Regions from separate parts of the Homo sapiens genome. Here all the other regions are linked to region 5. Evidence: chromatin contacts called from ENCODE Hi-C or POLR2A ChIA-PET data. All regions are on one chromosome and are shown on one strand. The core of a region is the stretch at or near the end of the contact, and the rest is flanking DNA. Distances in the headings are between cores, read along the strand shown.

Region 1 (2,700 bases), core at 100-2,599, 1.0 Mb after region 5:
GCACATCACCTGAGGTAAGGAGTTCGAGACCAGCCTGACCAACATGGTGAAACCCCGTCTCTACTAAAAATACAAAAATCAGCTGGGTATAGTGGCACACGCCTATAATCCCAGCTACTCAGGAGGCTGAGATAGGAAAATCGCTTGAACCCAAGAGGTGGAAGTTTCAGTGAGTCGAGATCGCGCCACTGCACTCCAGCCTGGAAGACAGGGCGTGACTCCATCTCAAAAAAAAGAAAAAAAAAGAAAATCTGGTGACCAGAAAATCAAGCTCATCTCTCAGGCTAAGGGGCCTAAACGAGGAAAAGCTAAAGGTGTCTTCCAGAACTAGTGAGGTGTCTCACCTGGGCCCCCACAATAAAGGTACGAGTTTGAGAGTCCAAGGTCTTCACCAACACCTCCAAGCTGTCAGGCTCCTCCACAGCGGTACTGGTACTATCATTAGGCTCCATGGCCGACAGGTCTCTAAAGAAGAACGAAGGAAGGAAGGCCCGCTGTTGCCCAGACCAGAGTGTACCCGAAAGACTCCCTAGCATTAATCCCTGCCCCAATACCTAAAAAGTTTCTCCTGCACACACACACATTCACACCTGTCCCCATCCCCCTTCTGATTCCGGGGCACAGGGAGAGAAACACAAAGGGCAGGAGATCGACGGCTTAGGGAGCTGGAGGACGAGAGGTGGGAGGGGCTCCACGACGCCAATCACAATAAGCAGGGAGCCAGTCAGATTAGGAAGGAAGCACGAGACCAGAGACTAGTGTCATCACCGGTCACGGCAGGACAAGCGCCCCAGAGGTCGGAAAATCCTGGGACAACGCGAAAGCGGTGGTCGCCCCACACTCTGCGGAGAAAGTGGTTTCGCGCACGCGCGCCACGCCCATCGAACCCTCCTAACTCACTATAGACCCGAAACGGCACTCACGGGGCGACAGACCTGCTAGCTGACTGCCCGCGTCTACTGCCTTCCCACGGTGTTCCAGCAGAACGGCACAACTAACCCACAGCCAAACACACACACACACACACACACACACACACACACACACACCCACCACCCCGCGGCTCCGCCCCCGACTTCCCCACGGACCGTCACTTCCGGTCTCCCCCAAACCTGCCACCGACGGCCACTTCCGTTTCCCCGATAGTATTTGGGGATCTCGAAGCGATACTTCCGGCTCCCCCCAGGTCCCCAAGCTTTACTTTTGTGGGGCACGACGAGAAAGTCCGCAGCCCCAAACAGTGAGTTTCTGAGGGCGAGTCGGGCCGGGGCCGGCCTAGGTGGGAGGGAGCCGAGCACCCCGAGGAGCCGCCACCGCTGTCGCCCGGGGGACCGTACTACGCCTGCGTGCGTCGCACTACGGATGCGTGGACACTTAAGCATCGCCCCACCCCCTCCCCCCTCTGGCGGCGTTCACGTCTGTGCGCGCGCTTGAGCGCTAGAAGATTGAGGTGGCTACCGTAAATGCCTGAAAAACAGTCACCAGCTGGGACTCTACCACTGCCTCGAGAGGGGCTATGGACGGTCGTATGGACCTTGGACTTTGGAGATGGGGGATTATGCCACATTCATCTATGTTTAAATCTTGGCAGGCTGATAATTTCAGGCGGCACTGTCCTAGCCAGCTAAAACTCTTCTCCACCCTATTGCCCTCGCTGCGCCCTTTCTTCTGTGCCTCCGGAAGTTACTCTTTCAGTAGGCGTTTGGGGGCGGCACTGGTCAATTTTGTTCTCGGTTGCTTGGTTGGGCTAGATTTCGGTTCTGCCGGGTGGGCGTTTTAAGGGCTGTGGGCGTCACATTCGTCGGTGTGTGGCCAAGGGGACATGACACGTTTTAGGAAAAGTAAACGTGCTACTAAGTTGCACGACTTGTCAAGAAAAGAGGCGCTTCCGAGTTTGAGAATTGGGAGCAAATGGAGTCCGAGTGGACAGAAAGACAAGACCCTGACCGTGGGGAATTTAAAGGCCGGCCAGCGTGCTTCCGAAGGCCGGGGGTGGAGGCATTACCGCCTCTCCGTGCCCTCTTCTCTTAACCTGCCCTGGGCCAAGGGCCTCGGCCCCGCGAAACTGCGAGTCCTCCAGAAAGACACATCGCTGTTGGGGTGTCCAACCTTTCTGGGATTCGTAGTTTATACCCAGGTCCTGGTTATATTTTAGTTAAGAGTTCTAATAAGCAGCTGTTTAATGAGCACTTGTGCCAGCCCATATACTACGGGTTTTGTGTATTATTTTAAAAAGCCTTTTAACGAGCTTTTAACATTTTTTAAGTGAGTACACTTAGACGAACATAAGTGTCAGAATTGACAAATCCAGGCCTACAGGACTCCAGATCGAGCACTTGTACTTTACTGCCCCAATAAAAAGCTGTTAACATTTTAGCTTATTTTTTTGAGAGAGGGTCTCGCTTTGTCGCCCAGGCTGGAGTGCAGTGGCGCAATCACAACTCACTGTAGCCTCTGCCTCCCGAGCCCAACCGATCTTCCCACCTCAGCCTCCCTAGTAGGGACCACAGATGCACACCACCACACCTGGCTAATTTTATTTTTATAGAGATGGGGTCTTGCTATGTTGCCCAGCCTGGTCTTGCAGACTTGGCCTCCCAAAGTGCTGGGATTATAGGTGTGAGCTACTGTGCCTAACCACATTTTAGCTTTTTATTACAAAAATTTTCGGCCGGGCGCAGTGACTCACACTTGGGAGGA
Region 2 (2,705 bases), core at 65-2,564, 1.6 Mb after region 5:
CTGCGGAGGGAGGAAGCGGATTGGGGGTGGAATGAGTTGGGGGTGGAATGAGGAGTTCTTGGGAAAAGATCAGCTCCCAGAGCATGGGGAAGCTCCTCAGCTTCAGGGAGACACAGGGAAGATGCAGGCAGCAGGTTAAAGGCTGCGGGCTTTGGGAGATGGTCTAGAAAGGTAGGAGGAGGAATCTGGGAGTGGATGGAGAAAGGAAAGTGACTTGGTAGGTTTCAGAGGGAGAGAGACAGAGGCTGGGGTTGAGAAGAGTCAGAGTTTGAGGTGGCAGAGTGGGGCTGGGGGTGCCGAGCTAACTGGGGAGATCAGTGTAGGGTGTGTGAAGGGGTCCTGGGGCTGAGCAGGTGGGAGGCTTTGATGCACCTAGTGTCTGGCTGAGCAGTGGAGAGGAGCTTTAGGGGCTCTGGAGAGGGTGTGGAGGTCTCCACATCTGGAGAGAATGAGGGGGCTGGGTGGAGAGTTAGGGGAGAAGATAACGTAGCCCAAGAACAGTTTCTTAGTCTGGGAGCCAGAGGGGGCTCCCGGGGATGGGGCTGTTCCAGGAGACTGCAGGGGTCGGCAAAAGGTTAGGAGTGGGGAGCCGGGCCACCGGGGGTTCCCTCTGTGAAGGTTTCAGGGCCTGGGGGTGAAGGGAGGTTTGAGAGGGATCACTTTTCTATGGGCTCCCAGGAATAAGGAGAGAAGAGAGCTGTTGGATCCTGGAGAGGGCCCTGGAGTTGGGGGGGGCTCCCAGAAGATTCAGAACATGTGAACGGGGTTTGCTGGGTCTGTGTGGGGTCCCGGAGTGGGGGCACTCACTTGGCCTGGGCCTCGTCCAGGCTCTGGTCGGTGATGGTCATTATCTGCTGCAGAATGTCCCCGATGTCTTGCTTCCCTCGGCCTCCCGGGACCCCCCCGCTACCCCCACCGGGGTCTCCGCCACCGGGAGGCTCGCCAGGGCCCCCAGGCTCCCCACTCACCAATCCCAGGCCCCCCCGGCCCCCGCCTGGAGGGGGCGGCCCCAGTAGCCGTTCGTCCATAGCTGGGGGGGGGCCCTGAGGCCCCCTCCCTGCTCCGCCCCTCCCCCCGCCTGGTTACTTCTCCCCCCAAACTCGCTGGGGCCGCTGCTCCCTCCGCCCCAACCCCCGCCCGTCTGCCCCCGGCTCCCGGCTCCCCCGGGGGTTCACCCCGGCACTGAAGGGAGACCTGGGATACCGGCTGGGCCCCCCACAGGAGACCCCGGCCCCCGGCGGCGGAGAAAATGGAGCCGGAGAGAGAGAGGAGGCCCAAGCGGGGGTGTGTGTGAGAGAGAGGGAGGAGGGAGGAGGGAGAAGGGGGGGGAGCGAGGGAGGGAGGCTGGGGGAGGGGAGCCGGAGAGGAAGAGGAGGGGAGAAGAGAGGAGGAACAGGGAGGAGCTGGGGGCGGAGAGAGAGACACAGAAACAGAGGAACTGAGACCTAGTGGAGGAGGGGAGAGGGAAGAGGGGATGAGGGGAGGAGACGGGCCATCTGAAAGATATGGGAAAGCCCCCTGGCTGGACTTCCGCGGCCTAGGAGTGGGGCTGTGTTGGCGGCTGGGGGCGTCTGTCACCTGGGTCCTGAATCAGGGATCTAAGCGATGTGGACTCAGGCCGCTGGAATGCCTGGGTTCACCGGCAGCTCAGTTCATATTTCTTGTTCTAATGACTCCCCTCCCTGTTCTACTTAATTAAAACCGAAGAGGGGGGCTGGGGGAGATAATTAGGGAGGTCTCCAGCCGCTGCTTAATGAGCCAGTAATTAACCAGCCGGGGAGGGGAGCTGGCCTCTGGCCAGACTGGGGAGAGAAAAGGCCTCTGGCCTCACCTTCCTACCTTTCACCCCGCCTGGGCCCCCCAGATACCAGTCTGCAGTCCAGAGGGGAATTATATTTATTCACACAACCAAAACATCAGACAGACTCAGCAGCAGTGGGGAGGGAGGGTGGGCAGGGCTGAAGGTCCATTCACAGCCCGTAAACCCCTCAGTCTCAGGGATCGGGGGTGCTGGTAGTGGGACTGGGAGAATAGTCTTAATCTCTCAGGTGCCCACCCACCTTCCCTTCTTACTGGGAGGAAGGGTAGAGCTGTCTCTCAGGTTATAACCTCTCAGGTGGAGGCCTGAGCCCTCAGACCCTACTGCCTAGTAGCTTGACAACTGGTGGTGTCCCCACAAGTTAGGGAAAAGACTCCCAGCCACTCCTTGAGATGGGTGCCTGGGATCCCCCTTACTGCCTCAAGCTCCCATGGACCTGTGGGCGGGGAGTTAAATCCCTGTTCCATCTCGCCTGTTCCCAGAGTTTGAGGACTTTCACCCTGTCCAGTTCCCAGGGAAGGTGATGTGGGAGATGAATATTGAGATTTGTGCCGTGTCTTTCAGTCTCTGGTACCCCTGCCAAGCAAGAGTTGAGGGCATGCAATGGGCTGCCCAGCTTTGAGACCAGTGGCAAGGAAGGGCTGGTTGGGGCTCAAGTCTCAGCAGGTGTGTGTGGGGGGCCGGGACCTTTGCTCCTCCATTCGACCCCCACCCTGAACTCTCAGCAGCAACTCCAGGAGCTCTTGCCCCCCTGGAGGGAGGGGAGGCTCTGACCGCTGGGCTTCCATCCGCTGGCACTGGAGGAGTGGAGGGAGAGGGAGAGCTTTGGTGAGGGTCTGAGAGGAGGAGGTTCTTGAGAGGATCAAGGGTTGGTATGGGGAGGCAT
Region 3 (2,745 bases), core at 114-2,613, 1.2 Mb after region 5:
AAATTGGAGGAAGAAACCCAGAGTGAGCACTCTGCAGGTACCCTTTCTACCACTTCCCGTTAATTTCCCACCTTCTGCTAGGGACCTCAGGCCTTCCGATGGTCCCAGGGTGCAATCCAACACTTGCACTATCTATACCTCTTGTCCTGTTTTATTTTTCTCCATTGCATTTATCACCTTGCAACAGACAAAAAAGTTTACTTGTTTATTATGCTTGTCTGTCTCCTTCCAGTACAATTTAAATCCTGAGGGCAGAGATTTTTGATCTGTTTTGTTCGTGGCTATATTCATGAAACCTAAAATAGTGCCTGGTATAGGTATATAGTACCCAATAAATGTTTGCTAAGTGAATGTCCAACTCCTTGGTGATCCCAATTTCCAGATCACTGTCCTAGACACTTGCCCTTCTCGGGTTCCCTCTACCCCTCAGGGACTCAGGCAACCAACCCTCTAAGTTCCCCTATCCTCAGGGCCCTTGGGCTCATTGGGCTGCCCACCCATCCAACCTAGCACCGGCTCTTTCACCCAGACATCTTTATACCCTGGTCCATGGACCTCCGCAGGGCGATGAACTTGGCCCCCTCATCGGATGAGGACATTTTCCTCGCCTCAGCAAAGGCGAGAAGAGTGCCCCGCGGAGTGGCTGTGATGAGCGGGATGCGGAAGGTGTCCACTGAGCCGATCTGTCTCCCGCTCACCCACAGCAGTTGCTCCATGGTCACCAGCGGCTGCACCTGTCATGGGAGGAGGAAGGGTCAACAAAGACAAACTTGTCTTGGGGGTTTTAGGAACCCACGTTCCGATGGGAGAGGGAGGATCTAATGGGGATCCCGAGTAGGGGATGGGGTCCCAGAACAAGAAAGAGGAACACGAAGGGGAGTTTGGAGCGAAGCTGGAGGCTCGGAGCAGGGGAGGGTCTACGAAAGGAGAAGGCGCCTTCAGGGAGGGAAGGGGACCCCAAAAGAGGAAGGGGCTCGAATGAGGAGAAGGACGGGGACCCGGAGAGGGAGAGGGGCTGGGAGCGGTAGGAGGAAACGGGGTCTGGGAGAAAGAAAAGGGTCCTGTCGCGGAAAGTCGGCTCAGCCGCCCGCGTTCCGGGGGACACTAGGTGTCGATCACCTGCGCGGGTCGGGGATGGGGCTATGCAAAGGGTGACTCACCAGACCGAAGTCGTTCTCAGCCTTGGACCAGGAGGCTGCCAGAGACAGCAGCAGGAAGATCGCGGCAAACACCCAAACCCTACAGCCTCCCCAGAAGCCCAGAATCCGCGGCCCCCAGCGTCTGTCCGGGAGCGCCGTGCTGGGTCGCTCCCCAGTCATCTCTCCCCGCAGCTGCCGCGACCCTGGCAGCTAGACTCCACAGAGTCGGGAGTCAGCTGACCCGGACCCTTTAAAGCGCAGATGTCACCCTTAAGCCCGCCCCGGTCTGGAGGCCCCGCCGCGCTTCCCGGACTCTAATTGGTCTTCAAGTAGCTCATCTCCTCCCACGTGATCACGCAGCATCTCGAAGCTTGCCCTTCCGATTGGCCCTCTTGGAGGCCCTCTTGGAGGCCCGGAGCGCGTGACCCGAACGGGAAGCGGACTGGCTGGGGTGAAGAAGGGACTGGCACCATCCTTATTGGGCTTTTTGATTGGCCGCGGCACCAGGACACGTCACAGGGGCGGGGCCGATTTTAAAGAGCCGGGCGCGGAAAAAAAAAGGCCGCCTGTCGTCGTGGAGAGAATGAGTCACAGATTTACTGAGTTAACAAAATATCTTTAATAAAATCTTTTTGTTTGTTTGTTTTGTTTTGGAGACAGAGTCTGTCACCCAGGTTGGAGTGCAGTGGCGCGATCTCGGCTCACTGCAACCTCTGCCTCCCGGGTTCAAGCGATTCTCCTGCCTCAGCCTCCCGAGTAGCTGGGATGACAGGTGCATGCCACCACTCTCGGCTAATTTTTGTATTTTTAATAGAGACGGAGGTTTCACCATGTTGGCCAGGCTGGTCTCGAACTCCTGACTCAGGTGATCCGCCCGCCTCAGCCTCTCAAAGTGTTGGATTACAGGCGTGAGCCACGGCGCCTGGCCTAAAACCTTTTTTTACCACAAAATGGAGACCTGTAAGGCGAAGTGAGGTTGGATGGCTGGACGGTGGGGGTGGGGTGCAGTCCTGGATCAGGGCCGGAGCTGTCACTTCTTCCTCTTCTTGTTGTCCGGGGGCGCCTCGTTCTTCTTGCCCAGAATCTTTAGAAGGCTCTTGGACATGTAGTAGGGCCGGTCCAGGGAGCCGTTGTTCCGCTCCAGGTCTTCCACTGAGCCGCAACAGAGACCGGTTAGAGCGGACCCTGGGGCCAGGAAATCGGGGACTGGGAGGCAAGCTGCCTGCGGGATTTGGAATCCAAGCTGCACCACCACCCTTACCCCCGGGCAGGTTATGTAATCTCAGTTTCCTCCTGTGAAGTGGGGTCGGGAATATTATGTTGCATAGAGCGATGATAAGAATTAGCGGAAAAAATGCATGTCAGTCGCTTAGGAGGAGACTGGCAAACCCTGAATGGATGCATGCTGTAGAGTAAGAAAATCCCCTGCCGCTACAGCCACCTGCTGGGAAGTCTCTCTAATGGCTCTTTTTTTTTTTTAATCTTTTTTCTTTGTTTTGAGACGGAGTCTTGCTGTCGCCCAAGCTGAAGTGCAGTAGCGCAATCTCGGCTCGCTGCAACCTCCGCCTCCTGAGTTCAAGCGATTCTCCTGCTTCAGCCTCCCAAG
Region 4 (2,789 bases), core at 32-2,531, 1.4 Mb after region 5:
GTCGTCAGCAGTTTTGTCAGGTGCCCCCGCCACGTCACTATGGCCTCTGCCAGCCAGCCTGGACCCCTGAGAGGCAGGAGTTACAGGCTGAAGGTCTGACACAAGCATTAGTGAGATGCTCCCCTCGAAGAATAGTCTTGTTTCTTCTAAGGACTGATTCTCACCCCGGCTTTGGCTCTCCTAATTTTAGAGGGTAGGTACGGGTCTCCAGATATACTGCCTACCACGCTTTGCTCACCCCTCCAACCGGCCTCGGTGTTCCAGGAGCCAGCACAGCAGGTGGTCCAGCCTTTCCTGGACCTCCTCGTCCCGGGGCTGGTATCGATCCGGGTATCCGTCTCTGAGGTCAAAGTTGGGGCCTGGACCGTTAGTGGGGGGTGGGCTATAGTAGCGCAGGGCTCGGGCATCTCCATGGTACTGGCGTTGAGCATCCAGGGAGAAGCAGCCCAGTTCCGAAGGGCGCCGGTAGAAAGGAAAGGGCCCAGAGTAGAGGGCAGGGTCTGTGGGCAGAGAAGGTGCTGGACGAGGTAGTTTGTTCCGAGGCTCAGCTACCTCTGTCTTCTCAGCTCCTCTCTTGGTCCCCCTGGGATCCATGAGGTCCTAAGACAAGCAGGGGTACAGAGTTTCCATTCTACAGAGGAGGCCTGGAGAAGGATGACTGGTTTAGGACTAAGCGAGCCACCTGATCGCCAGGCTCTGGCCTTGAAACATTCAGGCCCCTCAGACGCCACCGCGGCCAAGCTCTCATCCTGCCTCTTTCCTTGCCCTTCACCCACCCTCCCTCCAGGTCCTCCAAATGCAGTGAGGTTAGGAAGGACGTCTGCGCTCAGATCAAGAATCCAGTTACCTCAAAGCTCCCCAACTTCCACCTCCGCAGAGCTATGACGTCATGGCAGGCACGCCAGAGGCCGAAGGATGCAAAAGTGGTTTTCTGCTTTCGATGATGCAATCATTCAGCGACAGTGGCGGGCAAACCCCTCCCGGGGCGGGGGAGGTGTGAGCTTCACGAAGGAGGTTGACACCAACGTGGCCACCGGCGCCCCTCCACGCCGCCAACGAGTCCCCGGGCGTGCGTGCCCTTGGAGGGAGCCAATCCGCGGCCGGCGTGGGGCCCGGCCTGGCGGAGGTGATGCTGGTATGTGCGTCGCCACCGCCCCTCCCAGCACTGACGGGCCTGAGGGACGACAAGTTGACGCTCCTTTCGTCATCACCTGGTCTAGGAGGGACGCCCGGGGAGACCGTACGTCACTGCTCTGCGCCGGAAGACCCTATTTTCAGGTTCTCTTCCCTCCATTCCTACCCCTTCCCCGGTACCATAAAATCCCGGGATATGAGCTGGAAGAGGCATCACCTGATCCCGGAGACCTTTGGAGTTAAGAGGCGGCGGAAGCGAGGGCCTGTGGAGTCGGATCCTCTTCGGGGTGAGCCAGGTAACCATGGCAACCCCGGGGGTGGGGCCTCGCTTCCGGTAGCCGAGAGTTTTGTTAGAACCGCGTCCCCGCCCCAGTTCCCTGTCCGTGAGCCGATTTATCTGCCCAGGGTCGGCGCGCGCGGCTGTCTCAGAACTCATGCAGCTGTTCCCGCGAGGCCTGTTTGAGGACGCGCTGCCGCCCATCGTGCTGAGGAGCCAGGTGTACAGCCTTGTGCCTGACAGGACCGTGGCCGACCGGCAGCTGGTGAGGGGCGTCGGTGCGACCGCCGGAAGCCCCTTTCCTAACTCCTGGAATTCCCTGTCACTCAGTCACTCCGCCAGCCGTTCAGCAAGCATTAGGCCTTTCAGGCGAGGGCACTGTGCCAGGCACTGGGGTGCCACAGAGACCCTGTTAAAAGTCCCGCAGGTAGTACAGGGCATTTCAAATCATGGAGGTAGAAGAACGAGGCTTTTGGGGAAACCGAGTCATGGGGCATGGTTCGAACATACAGCGCTGGGAGTGCAGTCAGACGTCAGATCATGACAGGCCTTGTACATCAGTGTTGTTTCCATCTTACACTGAGGCGATGGGCTGGTAGAGAATATCATAGAGAGAGGGAATGGTGTATTGGAGATAGTGGATGAGGCAGGGAGGTCAGCTAAGAAGATACTGCATCTGAGAAGTGGTGAAGGCCTAAATTAGGTCAGTGCAGTAGGGAGGGAGAGGAGAGTGAGGAAGAGGGAGGAGTCCAGGACAACTCAGACTTTCCAGATGACTGCGTGGCTGGTGGTATTAGGAGCACATTTAGTTGTTGGACTACAGATAATGTGTTTAATTTTATACAAGTTGAGTTGATGGTGCATGTGGAGCATCCAAAGACAAAGGTATTAGACAGTTGGATATGAGAGTTGGAGAGAATTCTGGGCCAGTGATAATAGAATTACAAGTCATGGAGGTGTGAATAGCAAGTGGTTAATTCTGTGATGTGGTGAGATCCAGTAGGAAGAGTGGGTAGAGGAGTGATTTCTAACCTTTTTGTAATCTTTAGAAGGTGATAAAAGCTATGGCTATCTCTCTCCAGAAAAATGCACGTTTGCCACATATACATAGGGTGTATGTATAGTTAGGGGGGAAATATTTTACTAATCCTGCGAGGTCCGTGGTTAAGGACTCCAGGTTTAGAGTGGAAGTTAATAGGGTCAAATCCACAATGCTGGGAAACACCATCATTTAAGGCAGTGTTACTGAATATATGAGCTGAGTTATTATGCCTGTGTCAAAATTACGTGGGCTGCTTGTTAAAAAAAATACAGGTTCCTGGGACTCATCCAAGGTTAATGAATTACGCTCTCTTGGGGCGGGATTTGGGACTCTACA
Region 5 (2,700 bases), core at 189-2,688:
ATGTACTGGCACTAAGATTATATTTTGTCCTAAGTGTCTTGCAATCTTTATTCCTAGATTGCCACCTATTTTAACCACACAAATATACCCCAAGCAAATTACATTAAAATTGAGAGGATTTAACAGTCATTTAAAAAGTTATAGCGAGCTATTACTTCTCTCTGCCCATCTCCTTACCCTGCAATCTTTATGTACAGATTGCTTATTAATCTGGCAAATTGAAAGGCACCCTGCTTGTCTCACACACAAAGAAGTGGTACTTCTGGGCCACAAGATCCACCATCTCTTGTATGTGAGCTCATTAACCCTTTTGAAGACTGCTGCTAACCAGAGGAAGGTAACCATTCCTCCTTATATAAACACATATGGCTTTGGCAGTCTGGAAATTGGCTGGATTACCAAGGGTTAACCATCAAAATCCTCACTTGCTGGCCCTCCCTCCACCCTCTCTTTGCCTGCAGCAAGGCAGGGAAGAGATAGGTGGTAGGGGAGAGAGAACAAGACTGTTTAGACCCACAGGCCCTTTTTAATGGAGATTAAGTGACCAGATTGGTCCTTCTCCAGTTCTCTATTTGTTCTATGGTCTCATTTCTTCCTCTCATTATTTTTGGTTTCACAACGGGAAACGTTGATTTCTTGTTGCAAGGCTGGTTTTTGAAAATTCGACACTTACTATCCAATTTTTTTGCGACGTCAGCACCTCGGGCTCAGGGGGGAGGGGGTAAAATTTTGGAGGAAAAAAAATAAAACAACCAACCAGGACCCAAAACTCAATTATTTAGGGGGCCTCATTGGATCAAAAAGTCTTTTAAAAAATAAAGGCCAACTCAGTATTCATTTCCCCCCCACCCAACTCCATTTAGGGAGGGGGGTCGCAGAAAAAAGTTCTGAGTGGATTCAAAAAAGTAAACGCTGGATGAGTGAATTTGGGTGGTTTGGGAAGGGAGGGTGGTTGATTATTTTTGAAGTTATGTAGTGACGGTCCTTCGGCCACAGATTTCAAGTCCCAAGCAGCGTGGGCTGGTGGGGTGGGCAAGATAGGTGGGAAGGGGCAGAAGACACAAGTGGTTGGGCTGGTGGCTGCTGTTTTCCCTTTCCCCCCTCTCTCAGGATCCTTTCAAGGGCTTAGATGTTGCTGCGGCTTGTTTCTGTTTTCCTCGTGGCCGGCCTGTCTTTCTCCGAGAAAATTCAAACCTGGGATAAAAGGAACACAAGGGAGAAAGATGTAATCAGTACGGGTTGCTTCAAAACACTCACAAATGCCATCTTTGTTGTCCCCAAACAAACCTGTGTCCCATCCTGATCGCAACCGCTTTAAGCCGTGGCTCTCAAATGAACCCATCCATCCCTATCCCGCTTCCCAGATCCAACGCTCTCCGCAAAATTTTACCCACTAGACGACAAAGTAGGCAAACTTACCTCTAAACGAACCCCAGAATGGCGGCCGCCCGCTCGGGTGGAGTCTTTTATACCCGGACGCCGCCCAACGCGCCCAAACGTGCTAGTGAAACGCCCTTGTCGCGAGACATTATACGCGAGGCGTGAACTCATTGGTCAACCCAAATGACAACTCGCCAACTGATTGGCTACTCTCACTTCACCTTTGCTCCGCCCCTTTCCCTGGCACTCTCTTCCGCCTCCTTCCTGCCTCCCTGTCGCGTGCGCGTGACCAGGAGCCTAGCACCTCCCTTTCCTCTGCTTCCGCCACTTCCGCCCTGGAGAACATTTCTCACCCAGGATTGGTAGAAACCTAAGAGCGCATGCGCACTGAGAGGATACCGCTAAAAATCGCCTTCAAAATTGCTTAAAAGGCAAACTTTAACAATGCGATCTAAGAGTCGTAGTGACTGGCCAAAAAAAACCGCAATTTTGGGGTCTAATTCGATTGTGACGCAGTTGAAATTAGCTTCTCCCCCATGCCTTCCCTTTCACGCTTCCGTCCTGACGCAAACGTGGGGCCGCCTTCCGCACTGCGGGCTTGTCCTTGGCCCTGCCCTACTCAGTTTCCTGAAGCATGCGCAGTTGCCTTTCCGTCAATTCCTGTCCTGGGCGTACGTCAAGATGGCGGCGTCTGTATTAAACACCGTGCTGAGGCGGCTTCCTATGCTATCTCTCTTCCGAGGTTCTCACAGAGTTCAGGTAACTCTTCGAAAGACATTTTGCACAACCTCAAGTTGGTTATACCTTCTCGAGGTTGTCGCTCCACTGTCAGGAATCCACGAGTGGAGACCTTCCCACGTGTGTCTTAGCTGTCTAGGCAGTACTTCCTGCAACCCCCCCCCCACACCCCGCGCATTTTCTAATCCCGAGCCGAGGACTAAACGCCAGGGTTAGGTATCATCCTTTTTCCAAAATGCCATTTCAGTAAAATAACTTAAGTGATGGAATTGACCCCTGTCCACCCTCAGTCATGCATAACCAGCTTTTTAAAAATTATTTAACTAATTAAGGGGCCATGCTAATCTCTGTATCGTTGCAATTTTAGCATAACATATGTACTCCCCAAGCGAGCGCCACAACCAGCTGTTAACTATGCAAGTGGTGACTAAATCTGTGTTGCTCTGGAATGTCCTTGGGGAAATTAGGGATCCCAATTTCTACCAACCTTGCTATTTCTCAATAAGGTCAGGATATATTCTTACGACCTGAGGACAGTTTCTCAGCTCTCTTTATTAAATCAGTTTCTTATCGGAGTTATGA
Region 6 (2,700 bases), core at 181-2,680, 1.3 Mb after region 5:
CATTTCCTGGTTTGGACATGGTTTTGCGGGCTCGGTGGACCTTGGGCTGTCCCTCTGGGCTCGTGGTGGCTGGAGGGGGTTCAGACCCTGCTGCTGCAGCTCCCTGGGCTCCTGGCATACTCAGTAGCCTCATAGCCAAACTCTGGACAGATGGAGGTGATTTTCCCGCCCCTGTCATTGACATCTTGGCCCGGCTAGGACAGGAACCCCCCTTGCTGGGGGAAGAGGGGAATGACTTTGTGGCATGGCCTAGAAAACAGGCAAGCAAAAGGCAAGATAAGAAAGAAGGCAAGAGTCAGAAATTTCCCACCAACCCCCCAGGCTACCCAGCCTCTCACCCAGCAGGATCCGGCCCCCACGGAGGTCCCCATCTCCCTCAAGATTCTCAGATTCATCCCCAATGAGTGGTGTAGCCCCTACAGGGGTGTCAGCCCCCTCATCACCAACAGTGACAGTGACAGAGGCTGGAGATGAGGGGCCAGCAGGCTCCAGGGAGTCGGGGGTGGCCTTGGGCAGGGTTTCTTCACTACGAGGGGTGTCCCCCAAAGAGCCATGAACTGTAGAGGAAGAGAAAAAGTTCAGAGCTAAGGGCTCAGGAGATCCTGTGTTTAGGGAAGGTGACGGTCCAATTGGGGCCCGTTTTAGCTGCACTCACCTCTCTCGGTGGCTCCTCTGGTTTCCTTCTCCAGCAGCAGCGCCCCCATCTCAGCGGGGGCCTCCCCCTGGGAGGGGAGACAAGGGACAGGAGGGCTGGTCAGCCCAGTAGAGAGTTGGGGGGTCCAGGATGCCTGGGCCCTGGGAAGAGAGAGTAGGCTCCGGGGCCTACCTCTTCCTCTGTGGGGCCCCCCCCTTCCGCGGCCTCGGCTGCCCGGAGGGGCCGCACGACCCCTCCCCCGGGCCCGCATCAACCCCCTCCCTCTCGGTAGACCCCGCATCTCTGGGGCCGAGAGAAGAGGAGGGGGAGGGGGCGGGGCCTCCGCGCCCCGGCCCCGCCCCCTCCTCCCGGCTGCACGCGCCGCTCCCCCTTTGTCCCCCAGGCCGCGGGGACCCCGGGCACCAACCCCTCCAGCACCCGCTGCCCCCCAGCCCGGTGGACGGCCCCTCGTGCCCCTCACGCGTGCTCCTGGGGCCCCGGCGCCCGTCGCCCACTCAGGGGCAGCCGGCGGCTGCACGCGCGCCTCCGTGCCCACTCCCCCCACCTCCCACACCCTGGTCCCCTCATCCGCCCCCGGTGCTGGCCCCCTGGATTGCTGCAAGTCCCGCCCGGGCCCCCCGGCCCCGTTGCACCCCCGGAGCATTGCACGGGCGCGCGCTTCCCCCGGGCGCGCGCGCGGGCATGCACCCGCCTCTCCCCCTCCCCTTCCGCACCTCGGCGGCCGCCGCCGCTGCAGCTCCCGCCGCCGCCGCCATCGCCGCTTGCGCTGGGGGCCGAGCCGGCGCGCGGCCGCCCCGGGTCACGTGGGCGAGGGAGGGAGGGCGAGGAGGAGCCTTAAAGGAGCCGCTACATGCTTTTTGGCCATTTTCCCCTGAGAGCGGCCTCGGAGATGGCTGTGACTGTCCTAAGCTGGGAGCTGCAAGGGAGAATTCCTGTCATTCCTGGCCTCAGTTCTGCAGGGACCGAGGGCGAGACACGCCTGGGCCCAGGTGTGGCGTCTCTGTCCCCATCTGGTTTTAGGTAACAAGCGGAGCTTCTGAACTTCTCGGCTCTCGGCAGCGGCTGTATTTCCTCTGGCCTGGTTGGGCTTTTCCCGCCTCTGGTTGCTTTTCTGCCTTTCTAGTTTTTGGGTTACCAGATAGAAGGCTTGGCCTCAGTTTTGGCCTCGCCTTTTTGCTCTTTCTAACGAGCACGAAGGGGCGATAGGGACGCGGAGGACACCTTTATTCTTGGCTGGTTCTAGCATGCTGCTTCATGTCCCCTGGAGCAGCGTGCCCTTCTGAAAACCTGTGGCTAAATGTCTCTTCTGTTTATATCAGGCGTGTTACACCTTCACACGCACTAGGGATCCAGGTAAGCCCAGCGGCCCGAACGTCATTACTGACTGGTGACACTGCAGTAAGTAAACCTTTTTTGCCGAACACTTCATAAGCACAGTCAGGTACTCCGTGGGTCATAGCCCAGCGGACAATTTAAGTATAAATGATATACACCAAGATAGACAATCTCGATAGCTGTATTTAGGGTACCATCCCTTTAGGTATTACGTTTTGGTCGAGTTTGGAAAAGATCTGTATGATTTCACACGCAGTATTTGACACAGGCAGGTGGGGCACCTGAGGCCAATTAAAGGCCTTCTGGGAACTGTAGTTCTCTTTGGTTAACTATTCCAGAGCTTTCTGGGAATTGTAGTTTTCCCTGCACCTTAATCCAAACTTAGCTTTTTTTTTTTTTTTTTAGCTTTCCTGAAGACATGACCTATTTACCCCAGACAAAATATGACCAAACAGACTCCTGCTTACAATTTCCGTGGGCAGGTTGGCCACCTGTAGCTCATCCCTAGCACTGATCCTAAGTCCCTCAAATAGAGTTCATGTGCATCCCCACGACTGCCAATCACTTGTACTGTGAGGTACCTGGCTAAGTGTTGAGATTGCAGAACTGGTGGAGGGCTGGGGGTGGGGACTTGGGGGAGTCCCTGACCAGAGGAGCTCACTTGTCACACTCCTCTCCCATGTTTAGGGCTGGGCTCCTTCAGGCAAGGG

What was found. Hi-C counts contacts between places; a loop is a spot of excess contacts on that map. ChIA-PET counts read pairs that join two places held with the same protein, here RNA polymerase II (POLR2A). Pooled maps may share reads with other maps.
Region 1: a pooled map shows a loop between it and region 5 (26-fold over the local background). The contact joins the promoter of BAG6 here to the promoter of PPP1R10 in region 5. A Hi-C loop is called at or near these places in 3 of 37 single-sample maps with no recorded cell type and 14 of 50 pooled maps. POLR2A ChIA-PET finds 5 or more read pairs at or near these places in 9 of 52 experiments (A673, GM10248, H1 and 5 more).
Region 2: a loop to region 5 is called in a pooled map, with 19 times the contacts of the local background. The contact joins the promoter of PBX2 here to the promoter of PPP1R10 in region 5. A Hi-C loop is called at or near these places in 1 of 168 maps with a recorded cell type or tissue (naive thymus-derived CD4-positive, alpha-beta T cell) and 15 of 50 pooled maps. POLR2A ChIA-PET finds 5 or more read pairs at or near these places in 2 of 52 experiments (CD4-positive, alpha-beta T cell and activated CD4-positive, alpha-beta T cell).
Region 3: a map of CD8-positive, alpha-beta T cell shows a loop between it and region 5 (23-fold over the local background). The contact joins the promoter of NEU1 here to the promoter of PPP1R10 in region 5. A Hi-C loop is called at or near these places in 1 of 168 maps with a recorded cell type or tissue (CD8-positive, alpha-beta T cell) and 6 of 50 pooled maps. POLR2A ChIA-PET finds 5 or more read pairs at or near these places in 1 of 52 experiments (activated B cell).
Region 4: a pooled map shows a loop between it and region 5 (9-fold over the local background). The contact joins the promoter of WHR1 here to the promoter of PPP1R10 in region 5. A Hi-C loop is called at or near these places in 4 of 50 pooled maps. POLR2A ChIA-PET finds 5 or more read pairs at or near these places in 2 of 52 experiments (GM12878 and K562).
Region 6: a pooled map shows a loop between it and region 5 (8-fold over the local background). The contact joins the promoter of EHMT2 here to the promoter of PPP1R10 in region 5. A Hi-C loop is called at or near these places in 8 of 50 pooled maps. POLR2A ChIA-PET finds 5 or more read pairs at or near these places in 3 of 52 experiments (BJ, HEK293T and MCF 10A).

Annotation. Positions count from the first base shown.
Region 1 is chr6:31,651,312-31,654,011 of GRCh38, forward strand. BAG6 (BAG cochaperone 6) reads right to left here and starts at 1,350. Exons shown (of 26, transcript NM_001387994.1): 1 at 1,113-1,350; 2 at 345-465. The coding sequence starts at 452. It also overlaps a transcript of APOM not described here. RefSeq lists enhancers at 219-798, 799-1,378, 1,379-1,958.
Region 2 is chr6:32,188,888-32,191,592 of GRCh38, forward strand. PBX2 (PBX homeobox 2) reads right to left here and starts at 1,315. Exons shown (of 9, transcript NM_002586.5): 1 at 808-1,315. The coding sequence starts at 1,028. It overlaps GPSM3 (G protein signaling modulator 3), which reads right to left. Exons shown (of 4, transcript NM_001276501.2): 4 at 1,879-2,616. The coding sequence ends at 2,479. RefSeq lists an enhancer at 1,102-1,670 and a silencer at 2,057-2,235.
Region 3 is chr6:31,861,458-31,864,202 of GRCh38, forward strand. It overlaps NEU1 (neuraminidase 1), which reads right to left and starts at 1,364. Exons shown (of 6, transcript NM_000434.4): 1 at 1,161-1,364; 2 at 542-734. The coding sequence starts at 1,319. It overlaps SLC44A4 (solute carrier family 44 member 4), which reads right to left. Exons shown (of 21, transcript NM_025257.3): 21 at 1,735-2,291. The coding sequence ends at 2,170. RefSeq lists enhancers at 1,545-2,170, 2,171-2,745.
Region 4 is chr6:31,971,082-31,973,870 of GRCh38, forward strand. It overlaps WHR1 (winged helix repair factor 1), which reads left to right and starts at 1,282. Exons shown (of 7, transcript NM_004197.2): 1 at 1,282-1,430; 2 at 1,540-1,676. The coding sequence starts at 1,331. DXO (decapping exoribonuclease) reads right to left here and starts at 1,057. Exons shown (of 7, transcript NM_005510.4): 1 at 848-1,057; 2 at 239-600; 3 at 1-66. The coding sequence starts at 594. RefSeq lists an enhancer at 844-1,554.
Region 5 is chr6:30,615,805-30,618,504 of GRCh38, forward strand. PPP1R10 (protein phosphatase 1 regulatory subunit 10) reads right to left here and starts at 1,439. Exons shown (of 20, transcript NM_002714.4): 1 at 1,420-1,439; 2 at 674-1,194. It overlaps MRPS18B (mitochondrial ribosomal protein S18B), which reads left to right and starts at 2,036. Exons shown (of 7, transcript NM_014046.4): 1 at 2,036-2,139. The coding sequence starts at 2,062. RefSeq lists an enhancer at 1,697-2,265.
Region 6 is chr6:31,896,268-31,898,967 of GRCh38, forward strand. It overlaps EHMT2 (euchromatic histone lysine methyltransferase 2), which reads right to left and starts at 1,431. Exons shown (of 28, transcript NM_006709.5): 1 at 1,369-1,431; 2 at 656-722; 3 at 339-557; 4 at 1-249. The coding sequence starts at 1,410. It also overlaps a transcript of C2 not described here. RefSeq lists enhancers at 574-1,270, 1,354-1,948.